Linked DNA regions of Homo sapiens: region 2 is linked to region 1. The links are chromatin contacts, found by Hi-C or POLR2A ChIA-PET in ENCODE. All regions are on one chromosome and are shown on one strand. The core of a region is the stretch at or near the end of the contact, and the rest is flanking DNA. Distances in the headings are between cores, read along the strand shown.

Region 1 (3,468 bases), core at 616-3,115:
AGATCACTTGAGGTCAGGAGTTTGAGACCAGCCTGGCCAACATGCCAAAACCCTGTCTCTACTAAAAATAAATTGGCCAGGCGCGGTGGCTCACACATGTAATCCCAGAACTTTGGGAGGCTGAGGGGGACAGATCACCTGAGGTCGGGAGTTCAAGACCAGGCTGACCAACACGGAGAAACCCCACCTCTACTAAAAATACAAAATTAGCCAGGCCTGGTGGTGCATGCCTGTAATCCCAGCTACTTGGGAGGCTGAAGCAGGAGAATCACTTGAACCCGCGAGGTGGAGGTTGCGGTGAGCTGAGATTGCGCCACTGCACTCCAGCCTGGGTGACAAGAGTGAAACTCTGTCTGTAAATAAATAAATAAGCCAGGAGTGGTAGCACGTGCCTGTAGTCCCAGCTACTCAGGAGGCTGAGGCAGGAAAATTGCTCGAACCTGGAAAGCAGAGGTTGTGGTGAGCTGAGATTGTGCCACTGCACTCCAGCCTGGGCAATAGAGCAAGACTCCATCTCGAAGGAAAAAAAAAAAAGTAAAAAAAAAATAAATAAAATTAAAAAAAAGAAACCCTATTACTCTTTAGCTGTCACCCCCAATGCTCACCCACCTAAGCTGTAAACAATCACTAAGGTACTTTCTATTTCTTACAGATTTGCCTGCTCTGGACATTTCATTTAAATAGAACCATACAATATGTGGTCTTTGACTGGCTTCTTTCACTTAGCATAATGATTTTGAGGTTCATCCATGTTTTAACATATATCAGTACATTCTTTTTATAGCACTTTTTTTTTTTTTTTTGAGACAGACTCTTGCTCTGTTGCCCAGGTTTGAGTGCAGTGGCATGGTCTCAGCTCACTGCAGCCTTTGCCTCCCGGGTTCTAGCGATTCTCCTGCCTCAGCCTCCCAGGTAGCTGAGATTATAGGCGTGCACCACATCTGGCTAATTTTTGTATTTTGAGTAGAGACGGGGTTTTGTTATGTTGCCCAGGCTGGTCTTGAACTCCTGGGCTCAAGTGATCTTCCTGCCTCAGCCTCCTAAAGTGCTAAGATCATAGGCTAAGTCACTGCAGGTTTAGTGGTAACAACCCCCCTAAGCTTTTGTTTATCTGGAAATATCTTAATTTCTCCCTCATTTTAGAAGGGCAGTTTTGTTAGATATAGAATTTTTTTTTTTTTTTTGAGACGAAGTGTTGTACTGTCACCAAGGCTGGAGCGCAATGGTGCAATCTCGGCTCACTGCAACCTCCGCCTCCTGGGTTCAAGCAATTCTCCTGCCTCGGCCTCCCCAGTAGCTGGGACTACAGGGGCCCACCACCCATTTTTTAAATACAAAAAAAAAAAAATTTTGTATTTTTAGTAGAGACGAGGTTTCACCATGTTGGCCAGGCTGGTCTCGAACTACTGACCTCAGGTGATCCACCCACTTCAGCCTCCCAAAGTGCCGGGATTACAGGCATGAGCCACCACGCCTGGCCTCAAGCAATTCTCTTCCTTCAGCCTCCGCAGTAGCTGGGATTACAGATGCCGGCTGCTGCACCTGGCTAATTTTTGTATTTTTAGTAGAGACGGGGTTTCACCACGTTTGCCAGGCTGGTCTCGAACTCCTGACCTCAAGTGATCCGCCTGCCTCGGCCTCCAAAGTGCTGGGATTACAGGGGTGAGCCACCACGCCCATGCTGCCTGGCCAGATATAGAATTCTTGCTTGACGGTTTTTCTTTCAGCACTTTGCTTTTTTGTTTTGTTTTGTTTTTGAGACAGGTTTTTGCTCTGTCATACAGGCTGGAATGCAGTAGTGCAATCAACTCCCTGCAGCCTAGACCTTGTGAGGCAATCTTCCTACCTCAGCCTCCCACACAGCTGGGACCACAGGCCCATGCCATCATGTCCAAGTAATTTTTTTTTTTTTTTTTTTTTTTTTGTAGAGACTAGGTCTTGTGATGTTGCCTAGGCTGGTTTTGAATTCCTTGGCTCAAGTGATCCTCTGGCCTTGGCCTCTCAAGGTGCTGGATTACAGGTATGAACCACTGCACCTGGCCTCTTTCAGCACTTTGTTATCCTACTGCTTTCTAACCTCCACAATTTTTTTTTTTTAAGACAAGGTCTTGCTCTGTCACCGAGGCTGCAGTGCAGTGGTGCAATCATGGCTCACTGCCGCCTCAACCTCCCAGACTCAAGCAATCCTCTTACCTCAGCCTCCTGAGTAGCTGGGACTACAGGTGTGTACCACCACACCCGGCTAATTTTCGTATTTTTTGTAGAGATGAGGTTTCAACATGTTTTCCAGGCTAGTCTCAAATTCCTGGGCTCAAGTGATCTGCCTGCCTTAGCCTCCCAGAGTGCTGGGATTACAGGTGTGAGACCCCGCACCCAGCCCTGCAACCACTTAAAAAAATACTCTGGGGCCAGGCACCGTGGCTCACATCTGTAATCCCAACACTTTTGGAGGCTGGGGCAGGTGGATCACCGGAGCCCAGGAGTTTGAGACCAGCCTGGGCAACAGAGTGGGACCCCATATGTATATATTTTTTCTTTGAGACGGAGTCTCGCTCTGTCGCCCAGGCTGGAGTGCAGTGGCGCCATCTTGGCTCACTGCAAGCTCCGCCTCCCAGGTTCACGCCATTCTCCTGTCCCAGCCTCCGGAGTAGCTGGGACTACAGGTGCCTGCCACCACGCCCGGCTAATTTTTTGTATTTTTAGTAGAGACGGGGTTTCACCGTGTTAGCCAGGATGGTCTCGATCTCCTGACCTTGTGATCTGCCCGCCTCGGCCTCCCAAAGTGCTGGGATTACAGGCTTGAGCCACCACGCTGGGCTGGGACCCCATATTTTTAAAATAAAATGGCTGCACTGACTGGAAATGGTGGCTCACGCCTGTGTTCCCACTTTGGGAGGTTGAGGCAGGCAGATCACTTGAGCCCAGGAGTTTGAGACCAGTCTGGGCAACATGGCAAAACCCCATTTCTATAAAAAATACAAAAAGCCAGACATGGGGGCATGTGCCTATAGTCCCAGCTACCTGGGAGGTGGGAGGATTGCCTGAGCCCTTGCGGTTGAGGCTGTAGTGAGCTGTGATCACACCACAGCACTCTAGCCTGGGCAACAGAGTGAGATACTGTCTCAAACAAAACAAAACAAAACACTTTAATGCTTTAAAAGACACCACTGGGCCGGGCATGGTGACTCATACCTGTAATCCCCGCACTTTGGGGAGCCAAGGCGGGCAGATCACCTGAGGTCAGGAGTTCAAGACCAGCCTGGACAACATGGTGAAACTCTGTCTCTACTAAAAATACAAATATTAGCCGGGTATGGTGGTGCATACCTGTAATCCCAGCTACTTGGGAGGCTGAGGCAGGAGAATTGCTTCTACCTGGAAAGCGGAGGTTGCAGTGAGCCGAGATTACGCCACTGCACTACAGCCTGGGCAACAGAGCAAGACTCCGTCTCAAAAAAAATAAAAAAT
Region 2 (2,858 bases), core at 185-2,684, 72 kb before region 1:
ATGGCCTGTTGCAGCCACAGCAATTCCATGGCCAAGTGGCTGCGGTGGTACTGAAGCTCTTGAAGCTGAGGTTGGCTGTGGGGCAGTCTTTGATCTGTGGCTTCTGTGAAGGAGGGAAGAAAGGAAGGAGAAAACCTTGAGGGACCAGACCCTGGGAAATGGCCTAGCCTTAGACTTTGGAAACTCCCTCCCCTGCACTGCCCAACCATGTGGTGGCCCTATCCCGGCAGAGGGAAGACGGGAAAGGGATGCAGCTTATCTAGCGCAAGCCTTTCACTCTTCAGATGGGAGGCTGAGGCACAGTGAGGGTCAGGGGCTTGCCCTGATCTTTGCAGAGAGGTACCTGGATTCTCCATCCTTGTCGTGTCTCTGGTCTTCTCTTGGCTGGGTTTCCTGTTCTGCTTCATCTGAAGCCAGGAGCTGTGATCTCTGCAGAGGCTTCCTTGATTTGCTGAGCTCTCTCCTGACTTCTTCAGCACCATCTCCTCCCAGGTGGCCTCTCCCTCAGACTCTTCACATGGGAAGTGGTTCCACAGCCCCTGCTCTGGATTTGCTACCCTGTCTCCTGCTTTCCAGGTCTGATGGGATTTTGCCTTCTGAGAAACAAGAGAGATGTGAGAGCCCCAGGGCTAAACCCTTCCAAGTATCTGGGCACCATGATCTAGCAGACAAGTTGGTGAGGGTTAAGGAGTGGGGTGTGAGGAGGTGAGTCTACTGCCTCTTCCAGTGAGAAAAGCTTATCACTGGGAAGGGTGGGTTCCACCCTGCCCAAGTCCCTCCTTCCCTTCTCTCCTAGGTGTGTTCTACCTCTGGGAGGAATCGCGGCCTGGGAATGCGGCCCTCGGTCCACTGAAGCGTGCCCAGGTCGCCCTCGACCTCTCGTACAATCGCCTCATACTCAGCTCGCAGGCTCTGGAACTGGCGTCGGACCAAGAAGCCCCGGACGCAGGCCTGGTATGGAGAACGAGAGGAAAGAAGTCCCTTATCACGGTAAGAGAGGGGGCATCTCGGAGGACTGTCCTGAAGAGGTCGTCCCGGCGAATGCAAGAGGGGACCTGACGGCGGGGAAAGGATAGGTGGGCTGTGCGCTAGGGCTCCGGGGGGCTCGAGGGACGATGCCAGACTGGATGCCCCTCCTCGCCTTAAGGCTCTTCCCGTTTCCCTGATCCGGCGCGAGCGTGTGGTGGGAGTGGGGACGCGCAGGGCAGGGAGTCCGTGGGTCCCAGCTTTCCTCAGCGCGGTTGGGGACAGCCGGTATCTCCAGAGGTTGGCGCGCAGTTAGGGGACTGAACGTGGTAGCATCTCGCTGGGAGGTCCAGGTACGAGACCCCATGATTTCCCTAAAGGAAAAATCCTGTGAACCCCGCGCCCGCCCCCGCACCTGCAATGCAGACACCTTCCGAACCAGCAGCTCTGGCTCCATGGGCGCCAACTGCCAGGCCCGCCCGCGCGCCTGCGAAGTACGTCATTGGTCGGCGTCGCTCCTGAGCATGCGCGGGCGTGGGCTTTGCCCCAGCCGTTCCCACGGCAACCTCCTACCGTCCAGGGTAGAGGCGTCCTGGCGACAGGCGTACCTGCGTCCCCCCAGCCCCCGACTGCCCCTCCCACAGCCGCAAGGGGCACTCCAATCCCGCAGGCGGTACCTCCATAACCGAGGGCTGTCTCCGCGGAGACCGGGAGGAAAGGCGCAAGGAGGGGAAGCAGGACACGGAGCCGCTTGCTTTCTTTCTGGTTTAATTCCATTCAACGCCCCCCTCCCCCATAGCACCTGGGGGGCCGCAGAACACCCGCCCGAGTCTGTAAAAAGTCACAGTTTGAAGAGAATGAGAGGGGCAGTGTGGGCCTGCGTGGGACGCCTACGCAGCGGACTGCTCCTCAGGCTCGGCGTTCTCGGCCAGGTGCAGCTTCTGGCTGTGCCCGTCAAGGATCGTGGCGCTTTGGACCAGTCCTTCCTCCCACCCCGGTCTCCCATCTTGCACAGGTTTAGTTCCCTCACCTGTGCAAAGGGCCGGGGACGAGGGTCTCGGGCCGTCTGTGGACTGAGGTTGCAGTCCCCGCCTGCCCTCTCTCACCCCCTCTCTCTTCATCCAGATCGTGCAGGTCAGACACACTGGGGTGTGTGCGCGCGCACTCGCGCTGTTTCTGACTGAGGACCAGGTGAGGTGGTAGTGTAAATTAGTAAAAATAATTGTTCAATGCTGAAAGGATAGGAGGACATCGGACAAGCTTTGCTATGATTGATGTCAGCTAAAGTACTCACAAAGATTTTGATCAGTAGTAAAACATCCCCTACAACCACTTTTCTTCTAATTTTGGGGAAATTCTAAATTCCTGTACCTGGGTTTGGGCAGTCTGTGGCTAAATCTGACAGGACTGCAAGAGGTGGGGAAGTTGGTTGTGTGTGAATACTCCTGGAGGGCTGGAGAGGAGGAAACTGACCTCTCAGGAACACACACACATAGACGGGTTCCTTGGAAAGGATACATAGAATTACTGAGGTCTTCCAGCTGCCAACAAAGAGAAAAAGGGAGGCTTCTGTTAGGAGGGGAACCAGGCCAAATCCCCAATGCTCTGGGGGCTATCTTCTGGGGAGGTTGAGGGGCCCAGAGCTCTTGGATCCATGCACTCCCACCTTTTCACCCAGGGCCCAGGAATGGCTTTGGGAGTATGTACCTTCTCCACCCCTCATGCCCCCAGGAACCAAAGCACCCAGACATGAACCCACATTGCTAAGCAGCTGGTCCAGGTTACGGTCAGCCATTGTCTTCTTCTGCTCCTCTGGCAGCCCCTCAGTGACCCCATCCTCTTCCTCTTCATCGTCCTCCTCCTCCCCACACACATCCAGGCTGAAGTGCAGC

Evidence for each region. A loop is a pair of places that touch in the nucleus more often than their neighbours do. ChIA-PET counts read pairs that join two places held with the same protein, here RNA polymerase II (POLR2A). Pooled maps may share reads with other maps.
Region 2: POLR2A ChIA-PET joins it to region 1 with 12 read pairs in T-cell. The contact joins the promoter of IQCC here to the enhancer-like site in region 1. A Hi-C loop is called at or near these places in 2 of 50 pooled maps. POLR2A ChIA-PET finds 5 or more read pairs at or near these places in 14 of 52 experiments (A549, AG04449, BJ and 10 more).

What each region holds. Positions count from the first base shown.
Region 1 is chr1:32,131,973-32,135,440 of GRCh38, reverse strand. The region is part of intron 1 of KPNA6 (karyopherin subunit alpha 6); the gene reads right to left. Among named protein-coding and RNA genes, the nearest start is that of KPNA6, 26 kb to the right of the region's middle. Within about 2 kb of position 1,865, at least 7 of the 41 ENCODE cell types and tissues checked have a DNase peak (open chromatin) inside an H3K27ac peak, as active enhancers do; they include HCT116 and PC-3, where a contact is called at or near this core.
Region 2 is chr1:32,204,247-32,207,104 of GRCh38, reverse strand. IQCC (IQ motif containing C) reads right to left here and starts at 1,434. Exons shown (of 5, transcript NM_018134.3): 1 at 1,382-1,434; 2 at 808-951; 3 at 344-596; 4 at 1-103. The coding sequence starts at 1,423. It overlaps CCDC28B (coiled-coil domain containing 28B), which reads right to left. Exons shown (of 6, transcript NM_024296.5): 4 at 2,726-2,858; 5 at 2,485-2,507; 6 at 1,718-1,911. The coding sequence ends at 1,857. RefSeq lists enhancers at 1,277-1,496, 1,946-2,447.